Linked DNA regions of Homo sapiens: all the other regions are linked to region 3. Evidence: read pairs that join two places in POLR2A ChIA-PET (ENCODE). Cell type or tissue: Panc1. All regions are shown on one strand. Links, peaks and the distances in the headings refer to the core of each region. The heading gives the core; the rest is flanking DNA. Region 1 has its middle 100 kb from the start of BCAS1-AS1. Region 2 has its middle 4.4 kb from the start of BCAS1-AS1. Region 3 has its middle 100 kb from the start of ZNF217.

Region 1 (6,766 bases), core at 1,952-4,451, 120 kb before region 3:
TGAATGACATAAAAAAATTGACTCTTTGAAAAGCTAACAAAATTGACAAACCTCTAGCCAGATTAAGAAAAAGAGAAGATCCAAATAAGCAAAATTAGACGCAAAAAGCAACATTACAACTGATGCTGCCGAAATTCAAAGGATCATTAGTGGCTACTGTGAGCAACTATGTGCCAATAAGTTGAAAAATGTAGAAGAAATGGACAAATTCCTAGACACATACAACCTACCAAGATTGAACTACGAGCAAAACCAAAACCTGAACAGACCAATAACAAGCAATGAGATCAAAGTCATAATAAAAAATAATAAAAAATTTACTCCCAGTAAAGAAAAGCCCAGGACCCAATGGCTTTACTGCTGAATTTGACAAAACAGTTAAAGAACTAATGCCAATCCTACTCAAGCTATTCCAAAAAATAAAAAAGGAAGGAATCCTTCCAATCTCATTCTATGAGGCCAGTATTACCCTGAAACCAAAACCAAAGACATACCAGAAAAAAGGAAACTACAGGTCACTATCTCTGATGAATATTGATGCCAAAATTCTCAACAAAATACTAGTGAACCAAATTCAACAAAATATTAAAAAGATAATTCATCATGACCAAGTGGAATTTATCCCTGGAATGCAAGATGGCTCAACATACACAAATCAATGTGACAAATCACATCAACAGAATGAAGGACAAAAATTATATGATCATTTTAATTGATGCTGAAAAAGTATTTGACAAAATTCAACAACCCTTCATGATTAAAAAAAAAAAAGCCTCAAAAAAAAGGGGGATAGAAGGAACATAAGTCAACATAATAAAAGCCATATATGACAGACCCACAGTTAGTATTATACGGAGTGGGGAAAAATGGAAAGCCTTTCCTCTAAGATCTGGATCATGACCAGGATGTCCACTTTCACCACTGTTACTCAACATAGTACTGGAAGTCCTAGCTACAGCAATCAGCCATCAAATGTATGTAACACACATCCTATGTTTTAGCACTAAAATCGGGTGGAATTTGGTTCTTTACATCAAAAGGTAAACTAAAGGACATGACAGTTTGTGCACAGCCTCTACAAGCTGACTGAAACTGGTTAAAAATCTGCAGCAACTTATCAGAAAAGAATTTTGTTGAGGTCTTTGTTCAATCAGAGCTGTAGTCATCTGGGTTATAAATCAAAGTTAGGAGAGATCTGGTAATGCCTATTGTTAGGAACTTTAGCAGTTGTGGTTTTTCTTGCAGCCATAGGATTTTAGAAACGTGCCATGCCAGCCAGGCCCTGAGCCCTCCACTCATAGGTAACTTTGTTTCCTTAATCTTTGCGTTCATCTTAGTCAATATAGGGGTTTCTATTTTGTTCTCTCAGATCACACCTCTTTTGTGGAGGAAAACACATTCTCAACCACTTCAGATGGCTCTGCTTTTTCTCACCCATGAAATCGCATGCATGCATGCGTAAACCTTCCTGCACATCTACAAACACTTTCTTAATGTTCTCTGCCTATTGACTCTATTGATGTTAATTTCAGTATCCCACTGCACATCAAATATTTGCAAAACTAAACAAGACATCTGTTTGCAAGTCTTTTTTTGTTTTGTTTTGTTTTTAGACAGAGTCTTGCTCTGTTGCCCAGGCTGGAGTGCAGTGGCTCGATCTCGGTTCACTGCAAGCTCCGCCTCCCGTGTTCACGCCATTCTCCTGCCTCAGCCTCCCGAGTACTTGGGACTACAGGCGCCCGCCACCAAGCCCGGGTAATTTTTTTGTATTTTTTTTTTTTGGAAGAGACGGGGTTTCACCGTGTTAGCCAGGATGGTCTCGATCTCCTGACCTCGTGATCCACCTGCCTCAGCCTCCCAAAATGCTAGGATTACAGGCATGAGCCACCACACCCAGCCTGCATGCCTTTTAAGTAAAAGTGGTAATGAGAACTGCAGAAGAAATGTCTGTGCAAAGCAATGTGGTTGAAACTCTGGTTTCTGTGCACCAGCAACTGGGTGCAATACTTGTAGAATCTGGGTATCGTATAGAAAGTCTAAGCACAATAGTAATGAGTAATATTATTCCTGTTTCTCTAGCTCTTTGCTGGAATGAACTCCAGCCAGCACCCACAATACTGGGAGTCACAGTGATGTTTGTCATTTGCATGATTCTTGAGAGACAGCAAAGCCCATGATCTAGGTTCTAAGGTATCCCAGTGAAGAAGCATGTTCCCAGGTCAATCCTTTACTCTCCCACCCTAACCTGTCTCATGGAATGTAAAGACACATACGTCCCATGCTCAGGTTCTATAGTAAGTAAAAATCACACAGATTTGCTCATTAATTCAGTGAGTGCGTATTGAGCACATCATGCCACGCACTTATGCTAGACATTGAGGATATATTTTGGCTCATCATAACATGGCCAGCTGCCTTCATGTAGTTCACAGACCAGTGGTGGAGACTGACAGATTATGTCTTAGTTCGTTTTGTGTTGCTATAACAAATACAACAGAGGAGGTAATTGATAAAGAAAAGAAATTTGTTTGGCTCTTGGCTCTGGAGCCAAGATTTAAGGCTCTGGCAAGAGCCCTCTTGCTGTGTCATCTCATAGTGGAAGCCAAAAAGGCAAAAAAGTATGAGCCAGCAAGAGCGGCCAAACTCATTTGATAACTAACCCACTCCCACAATTACACCATTAATCCGTTCATGAGGGCAGAGCCCTCATTTGACCTAATCTTCTTGTTTAGGCCCTGCCTCTCAATGCTGTTGCACCGGGGATTAAGTTTCCAACATACGAACTTTGGGGGACACATTCAATCCATAGCAGGTGTTATCCAATCAGTACAATGAAGTGTGATCAGGTGATGACAGGGGATGGGGGTACAGAGACAGCTGCCCAGAAAGGGGGGCCCCAGGACCCCCAGAGTAAAGAAGCTAGATTCCCACGGTACCTACCAGGATTCAGCAAGGAAAGCAGGTTAGGCTGTTCAAAGACCTGACAAGCAGAGAGAAAATGGTGAGAGAAGAAGGCCAGAAAGGAAAACCTTTAGGCCTGGCGCGGTGGCTCACGCCCGTAATCCCAGCACTTTGGGAGGCTGAGGCGGGTGGATCACGAGGTCAGGAGATCGAGACCATCCTGGCGAACACTGTGAAACCCCGTCTCTACTAAAAATACAAAAACATTAGCCAGGCGTGGTAGTGCGTGCCTGTAGTCCCAGGTACTCGGGAGGCTGAGGCAGGAGAATGGCATGAACCCAGGGGGCGGAGCTTGCAGTGAGCAGAGATCTCGCCACTGCACTCCAGCCTGGGCAACAGAGCGAGACTCCATCTCAAAAAAAAAAAAAAAGAAAACCTTTCAAAACGTGTGGACCTTGTGTTTCAGTTAAAGAGAGTGAGGGCTGTGGGAGCTGCCCAAAACCCAAAAGCCGGATTCCAAGGCATGAGATGGTCAGACAGTGGAGAATGGCCTGGAAGGAGAGAAAAAACAGCCCCCCAGCAGAATGTGCAATAAGACAGAACATTTGGGACTTTTAAAAGTATATAAATACAAATGTATATCAACATAAATGTCAAAATGTTAACAGTACCGTAGATTGCATTACAGTTAATTTTCATCTTTGTCTTTTTTAATTTAACCATATGTTTCTGATTTGTTTTTCTTTTTCTTTTTCTTTTTTTTTTTGAGACAGAGTCTCACTCTGTCACCCAGGCTGGAGTGCAGTGGCATGATCTCGGCTCACTGCAACCTCTGCTTCCTGGGATCAAGCTATTCTCCTGCCTCAGCATCCCAAATAGCTGGGACTACAGGTGTGCGCCACCATGCCTGGCTAATATTTTGTATTTTTTGGTAGCGATGGAGATTTCCCCGTGTTGGCCAGGCTAGTCTCGAACTTCTGGCCTCAAGTGATCTGCCCACCTCAGCCTCCCAAAGTGCTGGGTTTACAGTTGTGAGCCACTGCTCTCAACCTCTGATTTTTTTTTTTTTTTTTGAGACAGATCTTACTCTGCCTCCCAGGCTGGAGTGCAGTGGCATGATCTCAGCTCTCTGCAACCTCCGCCTCCTGGGTTCAAGCAATTTTCTGCCTTAGCCTCCCGAGTAGCTGGGATTACAGGTGCGTGCCACCACACCCTGCTAATTTTTTGTATTTTTAGTAGAGACGGGGTTTCACCATCTTGGCCAGGCTGGTCTTGAATTCCTGACTTCATGATCCACCCGCCTCGGCCTCCCAAAGTGCTGGGATTACAGGCATGAGCCATCGCGCCCAGTCAGGATCTCTGATTTTTCTAATGGTAAATAATTATTCACAGGATTGGGGAAATTTTTTGGACTAGTTTTAATGTGGTTGGAGCAGGACTGTTGCTGGATTGTTGAGGGGAATGACAGACCTTTAAAGGGCAATCCTCCTCCTTGGTTATATATTATAGAACTATGCTGTCAAGAGTTTAAGATGTTCTTCTCATTGCAGATACCTTAACAGTAACTGTGAATTGTCCTACCAGGCCTCAGGCATTTCATATGGATTAACTCAATTCTGCTCAACAGTTCTACTGGATTGGATAATCATTCCCATTTTACTGATGAGAAATCTGAGGCCTGAAAAGGCCTAGGTTGTGTAGCCAATTGTTAGAAGTGCCATTCACTGTGACACAAATTTCTGTTGACAGTGACCTGATATTAATTTCTCTTTTTGCCATCTTTAGTTTTCATCCTAGCTTCTTCTCTCCATCTCCATCTAAGTGTGTCTTTGCACATGTAAGCAGGTGTGCTCATGGACCCTGCAGTGGAAAGACTGTGGGCCTCCTTCCTGATCTTCACGTTCCAATAAGATTTTTTTTTTTTTTTTTGAGACAGAGTCTCTCTCTGTCACCCAGGCTGGAGTACAATGGTGTGATCTTGGCTCACTGCAACCTCTGCCTCCCGGGTTCAAGCAATTTTCCTGCCTCAGCCTCCTGTTAACCTGGGATTACAGGCACCTGCCACCACGCCCAGCTAATTTTTTGTGTTTTTAATAGAGACGGAGTTTCGCCATGTTGGCCAGGCTGGTCTCAAACTCCTGCCCTCAGGTGATCCAGGCTCCTCAGCCTCCCAAAGTGCTGGGATTATAGGCATGAGCCACCGTCCCAGCTCAATAAGATTTAGAAAGCCAGTAGGATGGTGGTTTCAGGGCCTTATGGAAATGAATTGGAATCGCAGCACCTCCTCTGATTTGCTGTGTGAAACTTGGCAGGTCATTAGCCTCTGAGTCTCAGATTCCCCATCTGTAAAATGAGGGGGATAAAAGTGCCTGTGGCATAGCCCTCTTGGGAAAATTGCAGGACATCAAGTATAAAAAGCCTTTAGTATGTTGCTTTGCTCTCATAAATGCCATCTATTACTATTACTGTTTTATTTTTATGAAAAAAAAGACTCCAAGAGAAAGTTTGATAACAGACTCATTAAGACTAAAAGAGTTTATACCATTTGACCCAAGAATTCTAGGGTTGGAAACCTGTGAATATACTCAAATATAGCAAATATAGCCAACATCAAGAGCTGTGACCAGGAAGACCACACTGGTAGTTAAAATATAGGACGGTTTCCATACTGGTTGGTCAAGAGCTGCCCTTCAATGCCTCTCCCTGGAATCATCTAGGGCTTCCTAGGATCCAGCAACTAACTAAAGGGTTAACACGCAGCTTTATAGTGGATCTCTCTACCCCTGCTTCTTGGACCACACCTAACTATTTGGAAGCTGCCTCCCACCCTCATCTCCTTCACAAGCACCAGGAACTTATTTGTGTGGCTTCATGCACTTTTTTTTTTTTTTTTTTTTTGAGACAGGGTCTCACTCTGTTTCCCAGACTGAAGTGCAGTGGCACGATCTGAGCTTACTGCAACCTTGATCTTCTAAGCTCCTTCCACCTCAGCCTCCCTAGTAGCTAAGACTATAGGCGCACCCCACCATGCCCAACTAATTTTTTTTTTGTATGTGTATTTTTGTAGAGACAGGGTTTCACCATGTTGCCCAGGCTGGTTTCAAACTCCTGGGCTCAAGCAATCCACTAACCTCAGCCTCCCAAAGTGCTGGGATTATGTATTCTTTTTATGGCATAAATCTGTTTGCAATCTAAATGCTTCATAATGGAAGACTAGTTAAATAAATTATGACACGTTCTTCCTGTTGAATATTACACAGCCTTATAAAAAAGAATGAGTTAGCACTAATATGTAGGCATTAAAGACAGATAGGATATATTATTTAGCAACAAAGGGCAAGTCACAAAAGCATATGTATTGTATAATCTCATTGTGCGAAGTAAATTGAACAGACATTTATGGGTGACTATATCTATATAAAACACATTGTACTTAGTTTTTGACTTATTTTTTATTATTTAGAGAGACTAAACATTAGCAGAACAAAGACTACATCTATACATATAGCTTGCTTGTGTGTAGAACATTTCTGTCTACATTTGATAGGTATTGTTATTTTAGATATTGTTACTTCTGGGGTGTGGAGCTGGAATGCAGGTGATGAATGTTCAGACAGTTTTTTTTTCTTTTTTCAACTTTTACTTTAGAATCAGGGAGTACGTGTGCAGGTTCAGACAACTTTTATGTCTCACTTTTTACTTCTGTCCTGTTGAAAATGTTTGGCCCTGAGTATGTGCTGCTAGTATTACTACGTTGCTGTTGTTGCTTTGTAGTGGACAGACTCTGAAAAGACTGTCGAATATTCTGGCCATTAAGAAGGAACAACTTGGCAAGAGTGGCCACCCAGAACCTGGGTGGATGGCC
Region 2 (6,117 bases), core at 2,079-4,578, 220 kb before region 3:
AGATAAGACACATAGATGATTGATAGATGATAGATAGATAGATAGATAGATAGATAGATAGATAGATAGATAGATGATAGATACATACAATATATATAGATGAGTAGATAAAGATAGATAGGTACAGCCAGGCATGGTGGCTCATGCCTGTAATCCCAGCACTTTGGGGGGCCGAGGCAGGAGGATCACTTGAGTCCAGAGTTCAAGACCAGCCTGGGCAACATAACGGGACCCCGTCTCTATTAAATAAATTTTTAAAAAGATAGATAGGTAATAGATACATAGATGACAGACACATAGGTACATAATACATACATAGATGATAGATAGATGGAAAATAGGTAGAGGATGGATAGATAGATGGTAGATAGATACATACATACATATAAATGGGTAGATATAGATAAGTAATAGAAACATAAACAGGTAATAGACACATAGATACATAATACATATATATATATACATACATCAATAGAGAATAGATGGATAGGAAGATGGATGGATGGATGGATAGATAAATAGATACCTGGAGATTAAGAGAAGGAGAAATGAAGCTAAATGAAGCTTCATTTAGCTGAGAAACTGAATGACCGTGGGCAAATGTGTCATCTCTCTGAGTCACTGCTGCTTCATGGGGAAAGCAGGGACCATTGAGTCAGGCCTGCTTCCAGGGTGTGTAGCTGATGAAATGACAGGCACCTGAGCACCTGGCACAGGACCTCTCAACATGCAACTACGGCATAGCAAAGAAGGGATTTGACTCCTCAAGAACCAAAGAGGAAACCTCAAAAGAAAACCATCATAATACATAGAGTTATGTGTCATTTCCAAAAATATAATTATATCTTATGCTTTATTTTATATATATGTATATATACATGTATCTGTATATGTGTATATATATACATGTATACGTACATATATACGTGTATATATACGTATACATATATACACATGGATATATATACACACACATGGATATATATACATATATGTATATATACATATATACGTATATACATGTATACATATATACGTATATATATGAATATGTGTGTGTGTGTGTGTGTGTGTGTGTGTATATATATTTTTTTTTTTTTTTGAGACAGAGTCTCGCTCTGTCGCCCAGGCTGGTGTGCAGTGGCGCGATCTCAGCTCACTGCAAGCTCTGTCTCCCAGGTTCATGCCATCCTCCTGCCTCAGCCTCTCAAGTAGCTGGGACTACAGGCGCCCACCACCACGACTGGCTAATTTTTGTATTTTTAGTAGAGACGGGGTTTCACCATGTTAGCCAGGATGGTCTTGATCTCCTGACCTTGTGATCCGCCCGCCTCGGCCTCCCAAAGTGCTGGGATTACGGGCATGAGCCACTGCGCCCGGCCGCGTTATTATCTTTTTCCTTTGAACTTCACTTGGGGCTGTGGAGAGGACCCCGTCATCATCAAGGTACACGAAGACCTCTCAGATGGCCTTGCAAACTGTAAGGGCTCGACCTGTCTTTCATTCTTAGATTCCATTCCATGCCAGGAACTAACTACACAGCAGGCCAGGAGGGCAAGGGCTGGGGCAGAAGACAAGCACCATTCGACGGGGGCAAGGATGATGGAGTGACGGCTCCTACCTCAGCTGGGGACAGGAGATAAGAGACAGAGAGCACAGAAAGCAGTCTTGCACATAAGATCCCCAAACCTCCCTCTCACATGTAGATACAAACAGCAGAGAGGATCCAGCACTGGCCAAAGGAGAGACAGCTCTCATTTTATAAACATCCATATCTCCTGCTCCACCAACTTCCTAAATGCCTTCTTAAATTTTTGTGCAGGCTCCTAAGAAATAATATCAGCCAGCACCTGCTGCAAAGGGGCATCCCAGGATGTGTGACTGAATCCTGTGGCAACACTGCGAGGTTGGCATCATTACCCCCACACCCTCCCCAACCGAGGAAAGAGCTGGAACCTGGGGAGATGAATGACTTGATGTCCCACAGCCAACTGGCCTGCAGGCCCAGGGTGAGAGCTCTCCTTCTGAAAGGCTTTCCTGCCACCTGGAGCTGAGATTTGCCTTGCCTGCTTCTTAAAGCAATAGCTCCTCTTACCACTCCTTCAAAATACCTCTCAAATCCAACCGCTTGTCATCACAGCCCTGCTCTTACCCTAATCTAAGCTACTCACACCTCTTGGTCAAAGACTACTATAGCCTCCTCTCTGGTCTCTCTGCTTTCTGGTCATCAGCTCATTCCAGTGCCTGGTTTTGTCCCTGGAAGTCCCATGTCCCAGGAAACCCCTCCATCTCTGGTAAATCCAGATGACTGGTCACATTCTCTGCTGCCCACTTGCCCTCATCCCTGCAATCTGTTCTCCGAGAAGCATCAGTGTCATTTTTAAAATGTAAAGCGCATTGTCTCATGCTGCTTGGGACTCCCCATGATCCTTCCAACAAAACCTGGATTCTTTAACAGGGTCACAATGATCTTGCTGATATGGACCCTGGTCAAAGCTGAAGCAAGGATGGCTAGCCCAGGGCAGGGATGTGTGCTGGAGTTGAAGGCCCTCCCTACAAAGGCCACCTGCAAGGGCCACTACCACTTCGGAATTTGTGAAGGCCTGCATCGCTCCAGTGCCCCCAGACTTGTACCCGCTGACATATCTCTATCTTTCTGGGATCCTCACTCACGCCCTGGCCTGATGGCCTCTGTCACTCCTCTCCGTCCTTGTTTTCTTCACCCCAGCCACAATAGCTTCTGGCCAAGCATGTTCCCACCTTGTGGCTTTTCCCTCTGATACGATTTGGCTGTGTCCCCACCAAATCTCAACTTGAATTGTATCTTCCAGAATTCCCATGTGTTGTGGGGGGACCCAGGGGGAGGTAATTGAATCATGAGAGCCGGTCTTTCCCTTGCTATTCTTGTGATAGTGAATAAGTCTCATGAGATCTGATACTTTTATCAGGGGTCTCTGCTTTTGCTTCCTCGTCATTTTTCTCTTGCCGCCACCATGTAGGAAGTGCCTTTTGCCCCCTGCCATGATTCTGAGGCCTCCCCAGCCACGTGGAACTGTAAGTCCAATTAAACCTTTTTTGCTTCCCAGTCTCGGGTATGTTTTTATCAGCAGCGTGAAAACGGACTAATATACCCTCCTTTCTGGTGGCTCACTCCCCACCCCTTACAAGGCTGTGCCCTCCCATCCCCCACGCATCCATTACTCTCCCTGTTTTATTTTTCTCCCCGGCACTTACCTCTACTTGGCAGATATACCTTTTCCATAATTATTTGGCATCTCTCTCCCTCACTAGCTCCACAGACATGTGACTATTCTCGGTCCATGTCCCAGCATGGTCCCAGGGCGGAGGACAGTTCCTGACACATCGGTGCTCCGTGAATACTTGTTAATGGATGCTAGGCGGATCTCAGGGTCCTGTGCCGCTCTTTGATTCCTTCACTCTGCCTGACTCTCTTCCACCTATTATCTTTCTTATTTTCATTTTTTTCCACTTCTTCTTATTCTCCACTTGGCAATTGCCACCTCCATCTTCCTCATAAAGCCACCAAAAGAGGAAACAAAAAGAAAGAAAATTCAACATGCAGAAATACACTTGTCTTTCCCAATCTTGAAATTGGAGGTTTGAGTGCCAAGGCAGGGCTTTCGATGGTTCATCTCAGTGAAGGTGTGGGAAGCCCGCTGCAGGCGGTGCTCCTGGAAGCCCTGTGGCAGAGGGTCTTCACAGTGTGCTCATGGCCACACACCTAGGAAGTGGCAGGCACCACTGCAGCCACGCTGCAATCCACACGGTTCCAACCCAAGCACCTCATGATTTCACCCCATGCTCCATGGCCCTAGTCAGTTAGGTCTGGGTGGGGATTTTAAACCTTCTTTGCTTAGACTATGTTAGACTCCAGACTTATTTTTAAAAGCAAAAAGAGGCCGGGCATGGTGGCGCACGCCTGTAACCCCAGCACTTTGGGAGGCCAAGGTGGGTGGATCACTTGAGGTGAGGAGTTCAAGACAGGCCTGGCCAACATGGTGAAACCCCATCTCTACCAAAACATCAAAAATTAGCCAGGCATGGTGGCGGGCGCCTGTAATACCAGCTGCTCAGGAGGCTGAGGCAGGAGAATTGCTTGAACCCAGGAGGTGGAGGTTGCAGTGAGCTGAGATCGTACCACTGCACTCCAGCCTGGGTGACAAGAGCGAGACTCCGTCTCAAAAAAAAAAAAAAGAAAGAAAAGAAAAGAAGAAAGAAGAGAGGCAGGGCATAGTGGCTCACGCCTGTAATCCCAGCACTTTGGGAGGCCAAGCTGGGCAGATAACTTGAGGTCAGGAGTTCGAGACCATCCTGGTCAACATGGCAAAACCCTGCATCTACTAAAAATACAAAAATCAGCTGGGCATGGTGGCAGCCACCTGAGTAACCTGTAATCCCAACTACTCAGGTGGCTGAGGCAGGAGGATCACTTGAACCTAGGAGGCGGAGGTTGCAGTGAGCCAAGATCACACCACTGCATTCCAGCCTGGGCGACGGAGCAAGACTCCATCTCAAAAAAAAAAGAAAGAAAGAAAAGGAAAGAAGAGAAAAAAAGTGTTATCACCCTTAAGAAGCAGCTAGATCAAGTACCTTTATCAGTGATTCTCATATTTAAGTATACACAGGAATCATCTGAAGCTGTTAACTCCCTAAGCCTCAGTGTCTATAAAGCATCTATAAAACAAGGATACTAACAATAACTACTTCCTGGACTTCTGTAAAATTTTTAAAAGTTTTAAATGTGTTTTAACCAGGAGCCTTTCAGTTGCAATAGCAGAAACCTCAACTCAAACTGACTTAAGCAAAATAGGAATTTATTGACTCATATAACTTAATGATCCAGGAGTTGATAGCTTCAGGCGTGGCTAAATCCAGGGGGCTCAAACCGTATCCACCCTGTTCTTTTTTTTCTTTCTTTCTGCTTTCTTCTATGTTGGTTTCATTCTTGGCTTGGCCCCTCTCTGTAGTAAACTCTGATTACTTCATGGTTCCCTTTTCTCCATGTTAAGTCCAAGAGAAGATAAAAACATCTGTTGGCCAATAATTTATTTTTTTCTTTCTTTCTTTCTTTCTTTCTTTTTTTTTCTCTTGCTCAGGCTGGAGTGCAGTGGCATGATCACGGCTTACTGCAACCTAGACCTCCTGAGCTCCAACAATCCTCAGCCAACCAAGTAGCTGGAACTACAGGTGCACGCCACCATGCCCAGCATATTTTTTGTGGTTTTTTGTTTGTTTGTTTTTGAGGCAGAGTCTCGCTCTGTCGCCCAGGCTGGAGTGCAGTGGCATGATCTCGGTTCAATGCAATCTCCGCCTCCCGGGTTCAAGCGATTCTCCTGTCTCAGCCTTCCAAGTAGCTGGGATTACAGGCGCCCACCACTAGGCCCAGCTAATTTTTCTATTTTTAGTAGAGACGGGGTTTCGCCATGTTGGCCAGGCTGGTCTCAAACTCCTGACCTCAGGAGATCCGCCCACCTCAGCCTCCCAAAGTGCTGGGATTACAGGAGTGAGCCACTGCGCCTGGCCAATTTTTGTGTTTTGTTTTTTGTTTTTTGGTTTTTTTTTTTTTTGCAGGGAAACGGTTTTGTTATGTTGCCTAGGCTGGTCTCGAACTCAAGTGATCTGCCCGCCTTTGCCTCCCAAAGTGCTGGGATCCCAGGTGTGAGCTGCTACGTCCAGCCTCTTGCCCAATAATTTCAGTGAAAGTCCTGGGCTCAAGTCTCACTTGACCACTTAGATCATTTATGAACCAATCAGTTTGCCAAGCTGGGAATCAATGTTCATCCTTGAAGTCAGAGTGCACAGTCAGCACCCTAAAAACCACGAGCTGAAAGTGGGTGTGGTAGTTAGCCAAAGGAAAATTAGGGAGATTTTACACAAAGAAGGGAAATAAATGTGTGAATACAAAAATCTATGGATGCCCACAACATGTGGCCTGGTACACATGTAAGTACTCAATCTATGTTAGCTATTAAAGGGAGCACCTGACCAGAGGGCAAGGAATATTTGGGGATCACTGAAGCTTCAGAATCACACTTTTCAGCTGATGGTTCTGTACCTCGGCAGGACATCAGAAGTTCTTGCAGAGCTTCTAAA
Region 3 (6,766 bases), core at 2,493-4,992:
AGAGCGAAACTCCATCACAAAACAAAACAAAACAAACAAAAAAAGGAGAATCATAATGAAATATAGGAAAGAATAGAAGGGATGAATACACCGAAATGTAAAAATTAGTAAAATAGAAAACAAAAAGAAATGGATTTGGTCATTTTACAGATGAGGAAGTTAGAGCTCAAAGAGGTTAAATCAACTGTCTAAGTGGTGACAGTTAGCAAGGGGTAGCAGGGCTGGGACTTGAACCTGGACATCTTAGATTCCAGAGCCTGAGTTCTTAACTATGGTGGGCTTGAGGTATAAGAACTCTTGCCGGGCGCGGTGGCTCATGCCTGTAATTCCAACCCTTTGGGAGGCTAAGGCAGGCAAATCACAAGGTCAGGAGTTCCAGACCAAACTGACCAACATGGTGAAACCCTGTTGTTACTAAAAATACAAAGATTAGCCGGGCGTAGTGGCACGCGCCTGTAATCCCAGCTACTCAGGAGGCTGAGGCAGGAGAATTGCTTGAACCCAGGAGGTAGAGGTTACAGTGAGCTGAGATCTCGCCACTGCTCTGAAGCCTGGGCCACAGAGCGAGACTCCGTCTCAAAAAAAAAAAAAAAAGGAACTTTCAGATGCTGACCATTCCTCTTTCTTATGAGTTTGACAGAAAATGCACTCTCTTTGGCTCTAGATCTCTATTTGGCTCTAGATAGCCCACGCCGCAAGCCCTAGTACATGTGAAATGATGCTAAAGTGGGACCCCTGGAGAGACAAGTTCACTCTGCTCAGCCAGCCTGACCTGGGAAAATAACCAGACTCTACAGTCTGAAATAGTATCAACTTCCTAACTTCTTTCCCTTTTTTTTTTTTTTTTGAGATGGAGTCTCGCTCTATCCCTAAGGCTGGAGTGCAGTGGCTGATCTCGGCTTACTGCAACCTCTGCCTCCTGGGTTCAAGCAATTCTCTTGCCTCAGCCTCCCGAGTAGCTGAGATTACAGGCACACACCACCATGCCCGGCTAATTTTTTGTATTTTTAGTAGAGACGGGGGTTTCACCATGCTGGCCAGGCTGGTCTTGAACTCCTGACCTTGTGATCCGCCGCCTTGGCCTCCCAAAGTGCTGGGACTACAGGTGTGATCCACCGTGCCCGGCCTATTTCTTTCCTTTCTTTCTTTCCCTCCCTTCCTTCTTTCCCTCCTTCCCTCCCTCCTCTCCCTTTCCTTTCCTTCCCTCCCCTCTTTTCCTTTATTTTCCTTTCCTTTCCTCCCTCTCTCTCTCTCTTTCTTTTTTCTTTCTTTTCTTTTCTTTTTTCTTTCTTTTGAGACGGAGTTTTGGTCTTGTCACCCAGGCTGGAGTGCAATGGCACGATCTCAGCTCACTGCAACCTCCGCCTCCTGGTTTCAAGCGATTCTCCTGCCTCAGCCTCCCAAGTAGCTGGGATTACAGGTGCCTGCCACCACACCCGGCTAACTTTTTGTATTTTTAGTAGAGACAGGTTTCTCCATGTTTGTCAGGCTGGTCTCAAACTCCCGACCTCAAGTGATCCGCCCGCCTGGGCCTCCCAAAGTGCTGGGATTACAGGCGTAAGCCACCGCACCCGGCCTCCTTTTTTTTTTTTTTGTCTAAGACAAGATCTTGCTCTGTCGCCCAGGCTGAAAGGCAGTGGTGCGATCTCAGCTCACTGCAGCCTCAACCTCCTGGGCTCAAGCAATCCTCCCACCTCAGCCCCCCCAAGTAGTTGGGACCACAGGCGTGCACCACCACGCCCAGCTAATTTTTTTTATTATTTGTAGAGATAAGGTCTTGCTAAGTTGCCCAGGCTGGTCTCGAACTCCTGGGCTCAAGCGATTCCCAAGCCTCGGCCTCCCAAAGTGCTGAGATTACAGGCATGAGCCACTGCACCCAGCCAACCCACTCTTGAGAATACCCATTTCACTTCCTAAAACTCCTTTTGTAGATCTTGAATTCCCTGCTTCCCCCTTTCGCTTCCACATAGAGCTTGCGTATCTTATTTTGAAATGTTTTAGGTGGGCGCGGTGGCTCACGCCTGTAATCCCAGCACTTTGGGAGGCCGAGGCGGGCAGATCACAAGGTCATGAGATCGAGACCATCCTGACCAACATGGTGAAACCCCGTCTCTACTAAAAATACAAAAAATTAGCCGTGCGTGGTTGCAGGCGCCTGTAGTCCCAGCTACTCGGGAGGCTGAGGCAGGAGAATGGCCTGAACCCAGGAGGCGGAGGTTGCAGTGAGCCGAGATCGTGCCACTGCACTCCAGTCTGGGCGACAGAGCGAGACTCGGTCTCAAAAAAAAAAAAAAAAAGAAAGAAAGAAAGAAATGTTTTTATTAAGTAAAGCAAAAACCAACCCCAGCTAGCTTAGGTTGAATGGGGGCAGTTACCAAAAGACAAGTTGAGGGGTGCAGCCTGACGTGGATGAGAAAGGACCAGGTCTAAGAAGTGGAAACACTGGGGCTCAGGAAGACCCCATCTCTCCACTTTGCCTCTCTCTGCATGTATTCGTTCTTCTCTCTCCTGCAGATTGACTGCATCTGAGGAAAATGACGGCGTCCAGGGCTCCCCTGAGTAATTGGATTTACTTCAGTGCTACTGTGCAGATGACATCTTCTTCAGTAATTATTCCAAATTTTCAGGGCAGGGTTAGATTTACCCAGTATGCATCAAGTCTTGCTCCCGTTTCATTCCATAACAGTTGGGAGAGCAGAGTGTTTAGTACAAGCCAGAAGCTGGGGGCCCACTGCATGCAAAGAGGAGGGGAGAGGGAAGTTAAGTAGTCATCATGAGCCGGGGGCATTCCACAATGTAGCCCCTACACCTGGCCTTTCCAAACCTGCCATTCACACACCACCTTCACAACCAGCTATGTGACCCTGAACAATGCATTTAGCCTCTCTGCGACTCAGTTTCCTCATCTGTGGGATGAGAATGGTGAGGACTCAACAAAGTTGATCTATGTAAAATTCTTAGAACTGTGATTGGTGCCTGGGAGTGGTGGCCCACGCCTGTAATCTCAGCACTTTGGGAGGCTGAGGTGTGAGGATCATTTGAGGCCAGGAGTTTGAAACCAGTCTGGACAACAAGGGAAGACTCCCATCCCTAAATAATTAAAAAAAAAAAAAACCAAAACAAACAAACTGATTGTCACTTAATGAAGATATAAAAAAACACTTAGTTTCATCTATGGTTTTGGTACAATTTTAAAATAAAATAAAATAAAAACACTTAGCTATTATTTTGCTAAGAGCCTTATTTTTTTGTGTGGTTTTTTTTTTGTGTGTGTTTTGTTTGTTTGTTTCTTTGTTTTTGAGATGGAATCTCACTCACTCTGTCGCCCAGGCTGGAGTGCAGTGGTATGAGCTCAGCTCACTGCAATATCTGACATCCAGGTTCAAGTGATTCTTCTGCCTCAGTCTCCTGAGTAGCTGGGATTACAGATGTGCATCACCACACCTTGCTAATTTTAGTATTTTTAGTTGAGATGGGGCTTCACCATGTTGGCCAGACTGGTCTTGAGCGCCTAACCTCAAGTGATCCACCCTCCACGGCCTCCTAAAGTGCTGGAATTACAGGTGCCTTATTGTTTTTAAATTTCCTCATGAACCACGTTAGATTATTACTATCATTTATTTTTAATAGACAGCTTCGACTTTTTTTTTTTTTTTTTTTTTTTTGAGCCAGAGTCTCGCTCTGTCGCCCAGGCTGGAGTGCAGTGGCAGGATCTCGGCTCACTGCAAGCTCCGCCTCCCGGGTTCACGCCATTCTCCTGCCTCAGCCTCCCGAGTAGCTGGGACTACAGGCGCTCACGAGCATGCCCGGCTAACTTTTTTTTTTGAATTTTTAGCAGATACGGGGTTTCACCGTGTTAGCCAGGATGGTCTCGATCTCCTGACCTCGTGATCCGCCTGTCTCGGCCTCCCAAAGTGCTGGGATTACAGGCGTGAGCCATCGTGCCCGGCCGACAGCTTCTACTTTAAATTAGTTTTGTAAAATGAAACTGTTAAGAGGTGATGAATCAAGGCCAAAAAAAGAAACTGTATCACCTCTGTAAATGAAAAATCAATATCATTTTCCATAAACAGAAGGTAACCGCTGAAAAATATGCCAAAGAAAAAAAAAAAAAGCTAACTTCTAGCCAGGTAGCATTGCCTGCCGAAGGCCCTGATGAAGGAGAGACCAGCTCTCTTGGTTCCAAAGAAAGGTCTGCAAGTATTAGAAAGTTGTTTAAAACATATTAGCACAGTGCTGGGCGCGGTGGCTCGTGCCTGTAATCCCAGCACTTTGGGAGGCCAAGGTGGGTGGATCACCTGAGGTCGATAGTTGGAGACCATCCTGGCCAACATGGCAAAACCCAGTCCCACCAAAAATACAAAATTAGCCAGGCATGGTGGTGCATACCTGTAGTCCTGGCTACTCAGGAGGCTGAGGCAGGAGAATGGCCTGAACCCAGGAGGCAGAGCTTGCAGTAAGCAGAGATCGCGCCACTGCACTCCAGCCTGGGCAACAGTGCAAGACTCCGTCTCAAAAACAAAAAAAACAAAAAAACAACAAAAAAAAACAAATTTGGCCGGGCACGGTGGCTCACGCCTGTAATCCCAGCACACTGGGAGGCTGAGGCAGGTGGATCACGAGGTCAAGAGTTTGCCAAGATGGTGAAACCCCATCTCTACTAAAAACTACAAAAATTAGCCAAGCGCACTGGCAGGTGCCTGTAATCCCAGCTACTCGGGAGGCTGAGGCAGGAGAATCACTTGAACCTGGGCAGTAGAGGTTGCAGTGAGCCACGATCATGCCACTGCACTCCAGCCTGGGCAACAGAGTGAGACTCCATCTCAAAAAAAAAAAAAAAAAAAAAAAAAAAAAAATATATATATATATATATATATATTCATAGTAGCCAAGAAATGGAAAAAACCCAAATGTCCATCAACAGAAGAATCAATATGTAAAATGGAAAATTATTTAGCAATAAAAAGGAATAAAGTACTCATACATGCTACAACATGGATGAACTTTGAAACCATTACGTGGCCAGGCGCGGTGGCTCACACCAATAATCTTAGCACTTTGGGAGGCCGAGGCAGGTGGATCACCTGAGGTCAGGAGTTCGAGACCAGCTTGACCAACACAGTGAAACCCAGTCTCTACTAAATACAAAAAATTAGCCGTATGTGGTGGCGGGTGCCTGTAATCCCAGCTACCTGGGAGGCTGAGGTAGGAGAATTGCTTGAACCCAGGAGGCGGAGGTTGCAGTGAACGGAGATCACCCCATTGCACTCCAGCCTGGGCAACAAGAGCGAAACTCTGTCTCAAAACAACAACAAAAGAAAACATTATGTTTAGTGAATGAAGACCGACACAAAGGGCCACAAACTGCATAATTTCACTTATACACAATGTGCAGAATAGGCAAATTGAAAGAAACAGAAAGTAGATTCGTGGTTTCCTAGGGTTGGAGGGGAAATGGGAGGAGAGTGTTAATGAATAAGGGGTTTCCTTTTGGGGTGAGGAAAATGTTCGGAGTGAGATAGCAGTGATGGTCGCACGACTCTGAACATGCTAAAAATCATTGCGTTTGTACACTTTAAATTAGTGGGTCATACGGCATGAGAATTATATTTCAATAACGATAATTTTATCTTATTTTTTTCTGTTAATCCCAACAATCTTTTATTTTTTTAACTAGTTTTTGGGGAACGGGTGGTGTTTTGTTGCATAGAAAATTCTTTAGTGGTGATTTCTGAGATTTTGGTGGCCACATCCCTTGAGCCGTGTACACTACAACCAGTGGGTAGTCTTTTATCCCTCAACCCCCTCCCACTCTTTCCCCTGAGTCCCCAAAGTCCATGATATCATTCTTATGCCTCCATAAAGCTAATTTCAAAAGTATACAGCTAACTCATGCCTTAAAAGGAGTTGGATGATTGATGCTCCACTTCCTCAGAATGTGTGGCTAATTGCTGTCCTGCCAAACCCATTGACTCAGGACTGGGTTGCAGCCACCGCTTACTTGGATCTGTTTGTGTGTGCACGAACGCTGCCTGTAGCAACAGATTTGAATGTGTGAAAAGCTTTCCCTAGGAGAACGGTCACTATGGTGCACCCAAATACTAGCGTTTAGCATTCAGGGTGGCTTAAGCCAATCCACTTCAAAAAACATGTTTCAAGCACCTACTAAGTGTCAGGCAGTGCCATCACAGCTGGACATACAGCAGCAAATGGGATTGAACGAGGCGGGTGGCTGGGCGGGGGGACATGGCCCTGACAGAGGTGACACTCGAGCAGGAGAGACACAGGTATAAACCAGGTAACACATACAGCTAAGACAGGTTAATCCTGAAAGGGATGAAAAGTGCTCCAATGGTAATAATATAATGAGAGAGTCAGAGGCTACGGTAAGGGCCTTTGTTTTTTTGTTTGTTTTTGAGACAGTCTTGCTCTGTCGCCCAGGCAAGAGTGCAGTGGCGTGATCTCGGCTCACTGCAACCTTCATCTCCTGGGTTCAAGCGATTCTCCTGCCTCAGCCTTCCGAGTGGCTGGGATTACAGGCACCTGCCACCACTCTCAGCTAATTTTTGTATTTTTTAGTACAGATGGGGTTTCACCATGTTGGCCAGGCTGGTCTCGAACTCCTGATCTCAGGTGATCCACCCATCTCAGCCTCCCAAAGTACTGGGATTACAGGCGTGAGCCACCGCGCCCGGCCTCCAGGTCAGTTTCTATGGCTGCAGTAGGTTCCAAAGTGTCTCTGATGGGTTCATTAACAAAGTCTTTT

What was found. Peaks named below come from ENCODE experiments on the same cell type or tissue, not always from the same donor. Only the 100,000 strongest peaks of a DNase experiment are listed, where the experiment ranks them.
Region 1: POLR2A ChIA-PET joins it to region 3 with 8 read pairs; 4 of 35 experiments call an interaction of 5 or more read pairs at or near these places.
Region 2: POLR2A ChIA-PET joins it to region 3 with 9 read pairs; 6 of 35 experiments call an interaction of 5 or more read pairs at or near these places.

Annotation. Positions count from the first base shown.
Region 1 is chr20:53,809,524-53,816,289 of GRCh38, reverse strand. No RefSeq gene overlaps it. Among named protein-coding and RNA genes, the nearest start is that of BCAS1-AS1, 100 kb to the left of the region's middle. In Panc1, for the core only: no CTCF peak of the experiment used is centred there; no DNase peak of the experiment used is centred there; H3K27ac peaks cover 2,500 bases.
Region 2 is chr20:53,908,042-53,914,158 of GRCh38, reverse strand. No RefSeq gene overlaps it. Among named protein-coding and RNA genes, the nearest start is that of BCAS1-AS1, 4.4 kb to the left of the region's middle. In Panc1, for the core only: no CTCF peak of the experiment used is centred there; no DNase peak of the experiment used is centred there; H3K27ac peaks cover 2,500 bases.
Region 3 is chr20:53,692,126-53,698,891 of GRCh38, reverse strand. No RefSeq gene overlaps it. Among named protein-coding and RNA genes, the nearest start is that of ZNF217, 100 kb to the right of the region's middle. RefSeq lists a silencer at 116-316. In Panc1, for the core only: no CTCF peak of the experiment used is centred there; no DNase peak of the experiment used is centred there; H3K4me3 peaks cover 597 bases; H3K27ac peaks cover 2,260 bases.